Linked DNA regions of Homo sapiens: region 2 is linked to region 1. A link is a contact called in ENCODE Hi-C or POLR2A ChIA-PET data. All regions are on one chromosome and are shown on one strand. Each heading gives the region's core, a stretch centred on a gene start or an enhancer-like site at or near the end of the contact. The rest is flanking DNA. Distances are from core to core; before and after follow the strand shown.

The links. Hi-C counts contacts between places; a loop is a spot of excess contacts on that map. ChIA-PET counts read pairs that join two places held with the same protein, here RNA polymerase II (POLR2A). Pooled maps may share reads with other maps.
Region 2: a loop to region 1 is called in a map with no recorded cell type, with 2.3 times the contacts of the local background. The contact joins two enhancer-like sites. A Hi-C loop is called at or near these places in 1 of 37 single-sample maps with no recorded cell type and 2 of 50 pooled maps. POLR2A ChIA-PET finds 5 or more read pairs at or near these places in 1 of 52 experiments (naive thymus-derived CD8-positive, alpha-beta T cell).

What each region holds. Positions count from the first base shown.
Region 1 is chr6:112,180,133-112,187,524 of GRCh38, forward strand. It overlaps LAMA4 (laminin subunit alpha 4), which reads right to left. Exons shown (of 39, transcript NM_001105206.3): 8 at 7,318-7,392; 9 at 5,105-5,215. Among named protein-coding and RNA genes, the nearest start is that of LAMA4-AS1, 53 kb to the right of the region's middle. Within about 2 kb of position 3,264, at least 2 of the 41 ENCODE cell types and tissues checked have a DNase peak (open chromatin) inside an H3K27ac peak, as active enhancers do.
Region 2 is chr6:112,569,174-112,576,565 of GRCh38, forward strand. No RefSeq gene overlaps it. Among named protein-coding and RNA genes, the nearest start is that of RFPL4B, 230 kb to the left of the region's middle. Within about 2 kb of position 2,523, at least 5 of the 41 ENCODE cell types and tissues checked have a DNase peak (open chromatin) inside an H3K27ac peak, as active enhancers do.

The DNA.
Region 1 (7,392 bases), core at 2,014-4,513:
TTTTTACTTTGGCTTGATACTTCAGAGTAAAGCTCTATTGTTATTCCTATGTCATTAAACTTATTATTTTTTGATATGGAAACTTCAGTTGAAGTGATGAGAGACAGCTGAAAAATGTCATGCCTATAAGAAAACCTCTTCTTTTTGACAAACGCCAGAGGGCGCTAAGATACAGGTAGATAGAGATATATAGCTATTGATATACTGTATATATGACTGGATCAGTGGCAAAGAGGAACATCTATTCCTTTACATTGTAAGATGACTGAATTGAACCTATAGTGATGGCTTATATGAATGTTTATTTTTCCTGTAACTTTGCCTGTGGAAGGAAAATAATGATATAGGCACGTGGGAAAACAGGTGCGCCTCGGTTTAAGAAAAGCTGAAATTAAAAAATTACCTTGTAACTGTAAACTAGTTGGTGGTTTACATTACAAATGTATTAGTCATTTGCTCATCTCAACAGAAAATTCTTCTTGTACATATTTGACATAAAAGTGGCAAGGATGTCTTGGTAATATAGTACATAAAAGGTAGATGACGTGAGGATGATAACCAATATCTAGGGTGATCATATATTTTATGGTTCAACCTGGGGCATTTTTGCACATGAAAGGGAGAACTTTTAGTAATTATTCTGGGACACAAGCATAAACAGCAACAGTCCTGGACAAACCAATAGTAGGAATATTGGTGTGCTACTTCAGAATTTGTACAGTAATATCTACTTCTGCCTACCTCCTAAACATTAATGACCCTAAATTCCTTTCCAGCCCTGATTACCCTCTGAATTGCAGATTCACATCTCTATCTGCCCTCTGTGCCATCACAGATATTTCACTTTTAAAATGTCCAGAGTAATCCATTCGTGTTCGTAGTCTTAGTCATCCACGTCTCAGGATGGAGCTTCTCTCTTTGCCATTTCTCACCTCCAACTGGTCACCAAGTCTGTTTCATTCCACCTGCCACTCTGGCCTCTCTTCCTCTTTTCCATGACCACAGTCTCAGTTCATCCTTGTTCTGTGCAAATTCTTTTCAAATGAAGGCAAGACAGCAACCCACTGCTCTCTTCTCTAGACCACTGTGGCGGTCTCCTAAGCAGTGCCCCTATTGTCAGTCTTCACTGGCTAGTCTATCATCCACACTGCAGAGGGACGTTTCTAAAGTGCAAATCTAATCAGCTCATTGTTCTGGGTAAATACCTGAATGACTTCCAGAGTCCACAGGCTGAAGTCCCCATGTTCACGAGCGTGTTTGGGAAGGTTCTTCACAATTGGGCCTCTGACAGCTTCTTCAGCATTATCTCCTCCTCTCTCTGCCTTACAATGAATCTTCCACAAGGCCACAGTTCCAGTCCCAAGAACTTAGCACGCTGCTTCACATCTATCTGTTCTCATAGTACTTACCCCTTGCTTGGGAGTATCTGATAAACTCCTACTCATTCTCAATATACAGGCCAATACTCACCTTCTCTGAGAAGCCTTTCCTAGTGTACCCATGCCAAAATATTTCACTATTTCTTCCTTAGAGTTACCGTTTAGCCTGTACCATGTTTCTCTTATTAAATGCTGTATCATAATTATGTTTTTACTTATCTGTTTCCCTGCTAGACTGAAGCATCTTGAAAACAGGGCCTTATTATATTTCAGGATACCTAGCACCTAGCACACTAACTGTCACAGGCCGGGCGCGGTGGCTCACGCCTGTAATTCCAGCACTTTGGGAGGCCGAGGCGGGTGGATCACGAGGTCAGGAATTTGAGACCAACCTGACCAACATGGTGAAGCCCCATCTCTACTAAAAATACAAAAAGTAGCCGGACGTGGTGGCACATGCCTGTAATCCCAGCTACTCAGGAGGCTGAGGCAGGAGAATTGCTTGAACCCAGGAGGCAGAGGTTGCAGTGAGCCGAGATTGCGCCACTGCACACCAGCCTAGATGACAGAGCGAGACTCTGTCTGAAAATAAATAAATAAATAAATAAATAAATAAATAAATATTATATACAGATGTTCAATAATGCTTCTGGAATAGAAATGTAAACAGTTATCCCTCAGCATCCATGGGAGATTGGTTCCAGGACCCCACAGATACCAAAATTCATGGTTGTTCAAGTTTCTTACATAGAATGGTGTAGTATTTGCAATACTATAACCTATGCACATCCCCCTATATATATTATATCTAAATTACCTCTAATACCTAATGCAATGCCTATACATCACTTCGTTCATATGGATTCAAAGTAATACTCAGCATATGGTAAATTTGTATTTTGCGTTTTGGAACTTTGTGGAATTTTTCCAAATATTTTTAAGCCATGATTGAATCTATGAATACAGAGGGCCAACTGTACTTAATTTTCTCCTGCCTTTTTGGCAGGACCAGAGATGAGGTTCAGATGCTTTTGATGCTTGGAGATAGCCTACTTTCCTTTTAGTCCTGTGGGTCTCTCTGCATGAGTTGTCATTCAGGTAGCTTCTGCTGTGGTTCAAGGAGTAGAAGTGGAGGAGATGGTGCAGTACCTCCTGAGCCGCCCTTGGAGACTGTGCTTTGTAACTCTGGGCTCTGCAGTGGACCTTCAAGATCCAGATGGTGAGGGGCAGCACTGAGATTGGGAGAGGGCCACATCTCACCTCTGCTTGTAGCCCAGTGACACTCTGACCTTGAGCACAGTGGCTCTGGGAACATGGAAAAGTAGAATCTTGGCACGATCTTTGGAATTTTCATTGCAGACAAGATCAGCAGCACCAAAGGGAGCATCTTTTGAGCACTGGGTATTTATGAACACAGATGGATGGGCATCCTTTAGGGGAATCCCAGACATAAGTGGTGGGAAAGGGCTGTAGGACTTCCCAGTAGAAGGCTGGAGAATTTAGAAAGGGAAGTTCAGACAAAACCCGTAGCTAGGTGGATGTAACTTGTGAGATTTGGGTCACATGAAATCCATGTGGCAGGTAATTTGCAAAAAGTGGTATTACTTATCAAGTTCAAGGGGCAATATTACTGATTTTTATACACAATGAACTCCTTTACTCTATTTAAAGCCAAATATTAGTTACTTTCTTGATAGAAGGCTTTCTAAGACACAGCTTTCCTTAAATCTAAGAATCAGTCATGGACTTTTCTAGAGCAAGGGCTTGAAGAATGCTTAAAAAGTCATTAAGACCAGCCCTGGGCATTTGTTTTGAAATGTTTCAGCAGGTTTTTGCACCATCAGGACTGTGGTCAGAACATTATATTCAATAAAAATAGATGGAAACAGCTGGGTGAAAGTTCCTAGTAGCTTTATCATCAACCTCCTGTGTTGGTGGTCTGCCCTTCTTGTCCGGGAGCCTTTTCTACTGTGATGTTAACTTTCAAGCGTACATTATTTCCTCTCCACGAAAGCCTGCATTTAGCTTACATTAGAAGTGGGGAAATTGTACAACAAAAGGATCAGGAATTCTGCCTGGGCTGTGGGAGGAGCTAATCTTGGTGAAAACATTTCCTCAGATGTTTTCTTGAAAATTCTTTCCTCAAGAAAGAATTAAGGCTGGGCGTGGTGGTTCATGCCTGTAATCCTAGCACTTTGGGAGGCTGAGGTGAGCTGATCACCTGAGGTCAAGAGTTTGAGACCAGCCTGGCTAACATGGTGAAACTCTGTCTTTACTAAAAATACAAAAATTAGCCAGGCGTGGTGGTGTGTGCCTGTAATCCCAGCTACCCAGGAGGCTGAGGCAGGAGAATCACTGGAACCCGGGAGGCGGAGGCTGCAGTGAGCCGAGATCACGCCACTGCACTCCAGCCTGGGCAACAAAGCGAGACTCCATCTCAAAAAAAAAAAAAAAAAAAGAAAAAAGAATTAAGATAGTTTTAGCAAGTTTCAACCATATCTGATACCAACATGAAGTAACAATGAGTTTCCACAAATATTTATTTCTTGGTATTTCCTTTACTATTTAAGAGATTTCACTGCTCTTCAAGCACTAGTGGTTGGATTAATATGTGCCATTGCCGGGAACTAGGGACACAATTTTCATGATAATCTCTTAAAGGGTTTGGGGTCCAAGGTCAAAAGAGAATACTATTGTTATTTTATTTTTTTAAAATTTTTGTTGATCATGAGAATTGTTTATAATGTCAACTACCAGTTTTGGAAAGCGGCAATTCTGAAGTACTCTGGCCAGTACTGGTGGAATATCATTAGAAAAAAAAAAAAAAACTGTGTTAAACATTCTAATATGCTAAATATGGTGCCTCGTGACTTAGTTTGTAAAATTAGTATAGCACATGGATGGATGTTTTTCCATTAGGCTGTTGCGGAGTGCGTTGAATAGCCTTTCACATTGACTCTGCTCATGTTTTAATGTTTTTCCTGTTAATTCCTGACAGCTTTTACAAGTTGTATTTTTCTCAATATTTTTCTCTGTCTAGTTGTCTTTTTTGTTTATTTAGTTGTTTTATTGGATATTTGAAATTTTATCTTGTCAAATCTATCTTTTTATTGAAATTCTTTATGTTGTATTTAAGTGTTCTGTTATTCCCTTTGAAGATTTAATAAGTAGTTTGTTCTATTTTCTTGTGGATTTGAGATTTATACTCAACTCTTTAAACGGGCTAATTTATTTTAGTCTGTGGTATAAAGTGATGGTTGAAAGTGGTTTTTTCCCTGCCAAAGAGCGAAATTGCTTTCTCAGGACAATTCCCTTTCTTTCCATTTATCATTTAATGTATACTTTAACCAATATTTAAATTTTATATTCTATATAATAAATTTTAATTCTGGATGCTCTGTAGCTCTTAGTCATAAGATGCCTTGGCAAACACCTGAATGACCATCCTAATTAAACAAATCAACCGTATCAACCCACCGCAAATACACAGAAAATTCTCCACAAACATAGCTTTTCAAGAAAAACAATCAAAACGAGAGGAGACGGTAGAGACTGAGTATGTTAACTTTCTCCACAGGTCTGGTCTTGATTTATTTTAAGGCACATGGGTCACTGCATTTTTTCTGGGCTGTGTTAAGCCTCAGTCGTTTGTGACCAGCCAGCCTCACATCAGCTAAATCCTTTCTTTGAAGGCTGTCCCAGAAACTGAATACATACATACGTACCTTTTCAACTAATTCCTCTACGTCAGACAGAAGGCTTTTCATCGTGTTCTCAGCATTGTTGATTTGTATCTTTCTTAGGGCGTATTGGTTTTCTCTTTCTGACAATTTTGTCTGCAGAAGAATGTGTTTTGAGAATAGTCAATGGGCACACCAGGTTTTAAAAAATGTACATAAAACTCTTTCAGTGTAAGAGGACTCAGAGTAGAGTGTGAGGCTCTTTTCTCAAAATAGTGGGGTCCGCAGGCTGCTGCAGCCTGATATGAAGGGTGGGGTCTGCAGAGGGGACTGAGGCCCTTAGGGGCTAAAATTCTGCAAGCTCCACTCACTAGACCAGGGATGCTGGTCAGGGGCTGGGTTGACCATGGGGAAAGGGCTCCTTTTTCTAATTTGTACAAAGGTACAATATAGGCTGGTGGTGGCCCTGGGTGTCTGAGCTTTAGAATTTTAATTTTGTTAGGTCTGGAAGAACTGACCAACCCATCAGTATTGATGTAAATGGAGTATAGAAATTAACTTTCCTCATTTTAATGCAAGTCTCTTTATTTCAGACCCCTGGCTTTCTCCTTTTTCATTTTCGAGGAGTTGGGTCTAAATGCGGCTTTACTGAGATTACTTGGGAGTGAGCCCTTCAATCTTGACACTGACTTCCTGTCTGCCATAATGATTCCTGTCTTGAAGTTGTGCCTTTGAGGAAAGAGAATCTGAGTGGTTTCAGGAGGCCTGGATCTGGGTGACTCCCCTGGGGGGTAGTGTCTTCATGTGTTCCAACAGGTAATTTTGGACAAGAACAATTTCAAAGTTTAGAATAAAATTCACACCAAGATTCTATCCAGGCTACAATACAATTTTTGTTTTTGCTTACACTTTACATATTTGGCCAACTGCTATGGATATCATTTGCACCTCCAAAAAGCAATGAGTACTTAGTATGCCAGGTACTGTTCTAACTTCTGTACATATATCAATTCACTGAATTCTCTCAACAGCTCATGAGATAGAGGCAATAATTATTCAGGAAACTGAGGAATTATAGAGGTTAAATAACTTACCTACGGTCACACAGCTAGTGGGTGTCAGAGCTGGGATTTGAATACAAGCAACCTAGTTTCAACGTCCATGCTCTCAATCATTTTCCTAAATTGACTAACAAAGCAAAACAATGTGCTGGTATTGAATTCCATTTTCCCTCAGCTAATGATTATTATTTTAAAAATATCCTTTTGTTGTGATAGAAGCCCATGATTTAGTGGGAAAGAAAACTTGTAAATCTTAGCTATACAAGGACCTTTATATAGTCATCCCTTGGTAGTTGTGGGAGATTGGTCCCAGGACCCCGTGGGGATGCTCCAGTTCCTGATACAAAATGGCCTAGTATTTGCAGATAATGTATGCACATCCTCCAGAATACTTTAAATCATCTCTAGATTACTTATAATACCACTTATAATACTAACACAATGTCAATGCTGTGTAAATAGTTGTTACACTGTATTTTTCTTTTTTAATTGTTGCATTATTTTTTATTGTTTTTATAAAATATATTTTCTATCTGTGATTGGTTGAATCTGAGGATGTGGAACCTGTGGATATGGAGGGCCAACTGTATTACTGTTTTTGTTTTTTAATCTGTTGGCTGCTTTTAACTTGTTTACTAGGTATTAACCAGTAGAGCTATGAGGAGAAACAAGGTGTGTGTGAATGTCTGCGTTTGACTGTGAGTATGAGAAAATGAGAGAGAATGTGTGTAAATAAGAAGGAAAGGTGGGTGGGTGGTGGGGTGAGGAGAGACAGAGAAGAAGAAGGATGCTTCTAGACAAACTCAAAACCTTGCAAATTAAGGCTAAGGAAATGGTAGCCTTGCAGTACCTTTTGTGGTAATGACTTAAACAAGTAATGTATGGCTGCGCCAAGGAAATAAGTGTTTCTCTTTCCTCAGTAGTTTTGGGCATAGATACTAGTCTTTTAGTCATTTCATTTCCCATATAACCTCTTTTGTAGACAGTAGTTCTTGTTTTGGCCCAAGCTCATAGTTACAATCAACTTTTCATAATTTCCTATGAAATTACTTATGTTTTCTATGTTAGACCTACAGGTCTAACAACCTGTAATACAGGTATGAGACTCAGATACAAAAAGGGGTAGAAGGAATTACTAGCTGCGGGCCTGTGAAGCCAGGATGAAAACAGAGTGGAAAGTAGAACATTCCTGCGTACTTTGAGGAGGTAGATGGTGGCGTTGATTTCATTCACGTGCCTATGAGCGGCGGCCCCAGAGGATACGCTCAGCAC
Region 2 (7,392 bases), core at 1,273-3,772, 390 kb after region 1:
AAAAGTACTTGTAGATATAACTCAAATAAAAAAAGCACTTTGGATCCCACAATATTTTTTACTATAAAATGTTTTTTATTTTAGAAGTTTCTAACAATTATTATTGCTAGTGTTTGTGAATCTAAGAGTTGTAATTTCTTTCAATCAACTGACTTTTAATACACTAGCTTCCTTTGGGTACTTTCTGATAAAGATTATTCTTTAAAAATATATTTATTTTGAAATATTTCAAACACATTTATAAATATGGGAATCGTATAACAAAGAGGCTTGTACCAACAACTCAGCTCTAGAAATAATCTTCCATATTTTCTTCTGATCTTTTAAAAATCAACCTCATCTTTTAGAACACTATTTGATTTACAGAAACATCGAGAAGATAGTAAAGAGAGTTTTCATATATCCAAATTTAGTTTCCCTTATTACTAACATCTTACATTTGTCACAATTAATAAACCAGTGTTGATACATTATCATTAACTAAAATTCATCTTTTGCTTCAAATTTGAAATAATGTGATAAAAATGGAACTTTATATCTGTTGTCTTCATCCCAAAATTATGTAACCCCAGTCTAATCATGAGAAAAACTTGAGAAAAATTCCAGTTGATAGGATCTTACAAAATACATCACTAGTATTCCTCATAATAGTCATAGTCATAAAAAAACAGAAATGTCTAAGAAAATGTCAATATTTGTTAGTTTTTTAAAATCTTTTTTTCTATTCCAGGATTCCATCCACAATGCCACATTACATAGAGTACCATGTCTCCTTAAGCTTCTCTTGGCTATGACATTTTCTTAGACTTTTCTGTTTTTTATGACCATGACTATTTTGAGGAATACTTAGTGATGTATTTTGTAGGATCCTACTATCAATATGATTAATATGATTTATCACCTTTGATGTTGACTTTCATCACGTGGCTATGGTGGTATTTGCCAGATTTCTATAATGTAAGGTTACTGTCCCCACACCCTTTTTTTTTAATGGTACTGTATGGAAAAAACTCATTATAAGAGTTCTCCCTCCCTTCACCTCCTTGAAGGTGAAGTGTCCATATAAATTGTTAGGAATTTTTATTTATGCACAGCAGATTTGTCCTTTTGCCTCTGTGTATTGATTTAATCAATTATTTATTCATATGACTCATTGCTGTGGTTTGAACGTGTCCCCAAAATTTCATGTGTTGGAAACTTAAGATCTAAATTCATATGCTGTTTGAGGATGGGGGCTTTGGGAGGTAATTAGGATTCAATAAAGTTTTCAGAGTGGGACACCCCACCCCCCGTGATGGCACCGGTAGCTTTACAAGAAGGGGAAAAGAGAAATGACATGCACGTTCTTGCTTTCTGGCCATTTGATGCCCTCCGTCATGTGATGATGCTGCAAGTAGGGTCTTACCCAATGCTGTCACCTTGATATTAAACTTCCCAGACTCCAGTACTGTTAGAAATAAAGATACGTTTATTATAAATTACCCAGTCTCAGGGATTCCGTTTTACTAACAGAAAATGGACTAAGACTTATGGATATTTATTTTATATGATGTGTTACAAATTTTTACTACTTTGCTTATCTTGTTGCTCTAATTATTCCAAAACTTGGCCATTGTGTGTTATTTATTTGGTTTCTATGTGCCTTTAACATACTTCTATCAATGTGTAGTGGGGTGCTTTATTGGCGTGAGGGTGGAGAAGTACTTTCTCACTTTCTGGCACTTATGTGAGATGCTACATCATCTCGTTTTGCCCCAGTCCTAGAACTGGCCATTTATTCAAGGAGCTTCCTTTTACTGGAAATAGTATTAGAAACCCAGACCTGGCTTGTTGAGTTCCAATAATTTTTAAGGGTTTGTATTAACTGGTGCAAAATTCATTTAAATATTGTGTATAATTATCCCTACAGATGTTTGGAAGAAAGCAGTGTATTGAAAAGAGCACAGGCAGACTTTGTTTTGAGTCAAAGCTCTTTATTTTAGGGGCAGTATGACCTTGAAATACTTAGCTACTCTTCTGATTACTTCTTCCAGCTTACTCAAGCCAGACAAACAAACTTGTGTTTCTTTGTAACTTTCCCAAAGCAAAAGAAAATCTTGTGACAAATACCATGCAGAAAAAAATATATATGTGTGTGTATATATATGTTTAAAATAAAATACTATACCTTAATGGTATCTCATAATCTACTGTAATTATTTACTCAGACACTGTAATATTACATACATTTTATCCTTTAATTCTTACAAAAACACTATTTGTATTATCTGTATTATTCTTTCCTTCATTTTAGACATAAGGAAACTGAAACCCAGGTTAATTTAACAAGTGTAAAGTTTCTAACATCGTGGCAGTTACATATTCAGTTCTAATTAATGTTATTCCTCTTGTCCTTTACTAATGTGAACAAACAATGATTAAAGAGTAAACGTTTGGCCTCTCTCATGGGCCAGGGAGTTGCTTGCTAGATCTTACTTGTTTGCCAGAGTGTCTCACAGAGTCAAGCATGCTGTGGGGGTTAGTGAGTCCGCTGGCTGGAAGCCATCCCCTTCTTGCCAAAGTTAAATGGCCTATATAAACTTTTTTCTAGAGCTGGTACACCAAAGGCATAAGTAACAACAGCAGTCATCAAAGTAACAATAATATTTGACAGTACTTGAGATTTTACTTTATACCAAGCACTATGTTAAGTTAATATTAATATTCATCATCTTATTTCATTGTCACAACAAATTTGCAAGGTCTTACTAGCCCATTTTTTTTTTAGATGAGAAAACTGAAGCTCGGAGTGATTAATTTTATTTCCCTAAGTAATGCAAATTGTAAGTTGCAGAGTCAGTGTTTGCAGCCAAGATTGTGTGATTCCAAACCTGTTTTCTTAGCTATTACACATGGGAGAACAGCACTTGTTGGCAAGTGAAGGATGCTATGGGCATTTTTTAGAACTTAGTAACAGCAACAAGCTTCCCTTAAGTTCTAGGGTTGCAAATATTTGTGCAATGCAAATGAAGAGCAGGGCTTGTGAGGATTGTAGAAAGGTAATTGATGAAGGCTTTACGCTTAAAGTCTGAACACTGAACAACTGTAGAAATACCTGATAAGAACTTTCAGCAGTAGGCACAGAAGTTCTGATACATGGAAGCAGAGATCACCTGGCATAAGAAAGGAAACCAATGTACAACACAGAATTAGAGTAAAATATGGGAATTTAGGTAGGACTAGGACAAAGATGTATCCCTCAACCATTCCCAGCAAAGTACATCATCATTTTTATTCTGAAAACAGTAGATATTAACATTTGACCTATTTGTAGTCTTTTATTTGTAGTTTTGGTATATGCCTTGTAGTGGATTATATGTTTTAAAAAGACTTTGTGATGGTTAATTTCATGTGCTAACTTGACTGGGCCATGGGATGCCCAGACATTTGGTCAAATATCTGTCTGGGTACATCTGTGAGGGTGTCTCTGGATTTGAATTCGTAGGCTGAGTAAAGCAGATTGCCCTTCCTAATGTGAGTGGGCCCCACCCTGGTACCCACCCAATCAATTCAAGATATGAATAAAATAAAATAAGCTGAGCAAGATGGAGCTCCTGTGACCTGACTGCTTTGAGCCAGGACATCAGTCTTTTCCTGCCTTTGGAATCGAACTGAAATATTGGCTCTTCTTGGGTCTTGAGATTGCTAGCATTCAGACTGGATCGACACCATCAGCTTTTCTGGTTCTCTGGCTTTCAAACTCAGATTTGTACTTATACCATCAGCTCTCTTGCATCTCCAGTGTGGGACTCGTCAGCTTCCATTATAGTAAATCTTTGTAATTTTTATAAGGATTAAAGATTGTCATATTAAGGATTATTATTATTCAAGGATTGAATACCACTACTAATAATATATTATATTATTAATTAACATGTCATTATTAATTAATATGTTATATTATTAATAATATGTTATATTATTAATAATATGTTATATCATTAATATGTTATATTATTAATATGTTATATCATTAATATGTTATATTATTAATAATATGTTATATTAATAATATGTTATATTATTAATGTTATATTATTAATATGTTATATTATTAATAATATGTTATATTATTAATGTTATATTATTAATAATATGTTATATTATTAATTATTATGTTATTAATAATAATTATATAATATATTATCATATAAGTATTATTATTGTATTAAGCCAATTACTTATAATAAATATCTCTTGATATATGATATATAATATATAGTATATATTAACTGTATATTTGATACATAAAATATGTAAAATATATATTATATATTTGATATGTATTTTATATATATAATATATATGCACACACATACATCATACACATATATTCTATTCTGTTTTTCTGGAGAATCCTGACTAATGCAGACTCCAACAATATTTCTATTTTCATACACTCTTACAGAACCTTACCATTCCTCTATTAAGAGTGTGTTCCCTCCTCTTGAACCTGTCTGGGTTTAGGACTAATAGAATACAGCAGAAATAACACTGTTTGAGTTTCGAGGCGAGGTCATAAAAGGTGACACAAATTCCAACTGCCACTCTCCCTTGAGACACATGCCTTGGGAGTGTTGAGCTTCCATGGAAGAAGTGCTTGACCAGATATGTGAGTGAGGAAGACTTCCAATGATTTCAGCTCCAGCCACTGCACAAAACAGCCTGAGAAAAAACTGCCCACCTGAGGTCAGTCAACACCCAGTACCTTGTGAGAAAGGTAATAATAATAATTCATTATTGTTTTATGAGACTAGCATGCAGTTTGTTATACAGCAAGAGATAACCAAAATATGTGCACGGAAATAAAAATACATAGAAAGCTATAAACCTAAGTATATGAATGCATAAGGATGTAAATTGGAAGTTATAATTGAGTGATTAAGATATAATAACTATCAGATACAAAAGTGTGTTGTGAGATAGGTGTTTCTATAAACATTTTAGAAACATATAACCAAAAACTGGGTTACACAACTTATAGGTTACTCTCTCATATCAAAAGTTTAAAGAAATTTAATTGCTGACATTTTTAGGTAGAAGTGTGAAGAGAATTTCTTTGGACAAAGCTGCCCAGTGATGGCAACCCTCCCTGTCCTCCCATCATCAAGCAGGAGGGAAAAGGTGCTTCCACAATCTTAAGTCAGTTAGACAGCCCCCAGCGGAGCCACTCAGAGGACTTAGTATCTTACTGCAGCCTGGGAAAGCTAGAGGATGAGAGATGGGCTGGTTAGCTGCTTTAGTGGTTGAGTGAGAAAAGCCTGACGCTAGAATAAGATCAGATAACACTCCTACCCTTTGTTGGGACAAATAACGCTTATTTCCAGTGGACTAGAGGTAGGCTAAGTGGAGACAGACAGTGCTATCCTGTAGATATTTTTAATTCTTTCTAAGAGAGTTACCTGAAAGAATGATAGAGAGTCTGTTTAGAATAAGCCTTCAATGCAAAAAGTGATGAGGGATGAACATGTACCCAGAGGAAAATGCATCACCTATACCATAGGAAATACATTAAATGCTCCTGGGAATTTCTAAAGAATCCACAAAACATACACATAGTCGGCTTCACACATCTTCTTGGCTCAGGGTGCTTGAAGCCATCTTAATATAAGAATAGTCAACTAAGTGATGGCCTGCTCCTCTCTCCACACAGGCCCAGACTCTTTTCTAAACTTTGCTCCAACCCAAAAGGGGTGAGGAAACTTGGTGAGCTAAATGTGGTAGAAGTGGGGAAGATAGGGGAAGAGAGAAGGACTCCCTCACTCCCTGATCTTCTACCTACAGAAGACACTAGCTAAGGGAGAGAAAACAATTTAAATAATTTTAAATTCTGATTATTAAATGAGAGTAGACATTTTACAATTTCTGAATTGAAATTGTATTTCAATAGATAGTTAACCAATAATTATTAAGCAACTATTATGTGGCAGTCACTGTCAGAGGTTTTGAGGATGAAGCTGTGAACAGAACAAAGAAAATCCCCTGCCCTCATGGAACTTACATACTAATGGAGAGATGCAGACAATAAATAAATGAATAGGTTCCATTTATGGTATATTGGATGGTGATATGTGCTGTGGAGAAAATATAACCTGGAAGGGTGGAGGGAGTGCCAGGTGTAGGGTGAGTAGATGATCATAGAAGGCATCCCTGAGGAGATAACACTTTCCATTAATGCTTTATGTTGAAACTATTTTAAAAAATTGAAAGCGCTTCTTCTGTTATTTTAAAAAATTGTATTAGGGGAAATATTGCTAGCAGTTATTCAGGTGAATTGTGCAATCTCATTCTCTTGACACAATACAGATTTATTTTTGGCTCATGTTATAGGCCGACATGGCTCATAGACTTTCAGTTACACAGGCTGTTTGCCTTGAGTGGCTGCTACAGCCCCAACCCCCAAGCCCTTAGAGCCCTGCACTGAATTCGCCTCCCTGGGTCCACAGGTGAGGTGAAGGAGTACATTTGGAGAAAGCACAGCTGTGTTTTATTACTTTAGCCCAGAGGAGACACACATAACTCTCACCCACATCCACTGTCAAGGAGGCACTTGGCCATGCCTAGATGCAAGAGAGTCTAGTAATGAGTCCACAAAGGAGTAGTAAAAATAGATTTTGGTGAATACTATGAGTCTTGGGCCCATATAGCTTCTTGGATTGAGTGGAAGCAAACAGACAAAGAGAAATATTGGGACGCTGGTTGGGCTGGCTAGGCAGGGAAATTGCGCTAACCAATAGTGCCTGATAGAACAGTTTTGGATTATGTTTAATAAATGCTATATGTAATATATAGCATGTAATGTTCAGTACTATAATGGATTTGTTAGGGTAGAATAATTATGAATGACTTTTATCTTGTATTTAATTTTAAATTAATTCTATTTACTAAATAAAAAGGGGGAAACGCAGTTCAAAACAAAGTACAAGATTTGCTTGAGTAAATGTTTGCTATGGTTTTATGGAATGTCATCAAAGTGGCAGAAATGTTTCATTTTAAACCCAAAATATAATTTTCATCTAAGAATGTGCCTTAGGGATTCTTATTCATTGGACAATTTATCAAGAAGTAAAAGGGTATATTTGCAATATGAAGTGTGCTTAAGGCATTAACTAGAGAATTATTAACATACCCAACATGTCTTGTTCTGTTTTAATATCAGATTATTTGTAGACATCATTTATTTAAAAAATAACAAAAGTGTTAGGAATTGAAATAAAGACTGAAACTACATAGATGAGATATAAAGGGATGTATCATATGGTAGTTCTATTTTTAGTTTTCTGAGGCCCCTCCAAACTGTTCTCCATAGTGGCTGTACTAATTTACATTCCCACCAACAGTGTATGAGGGTTC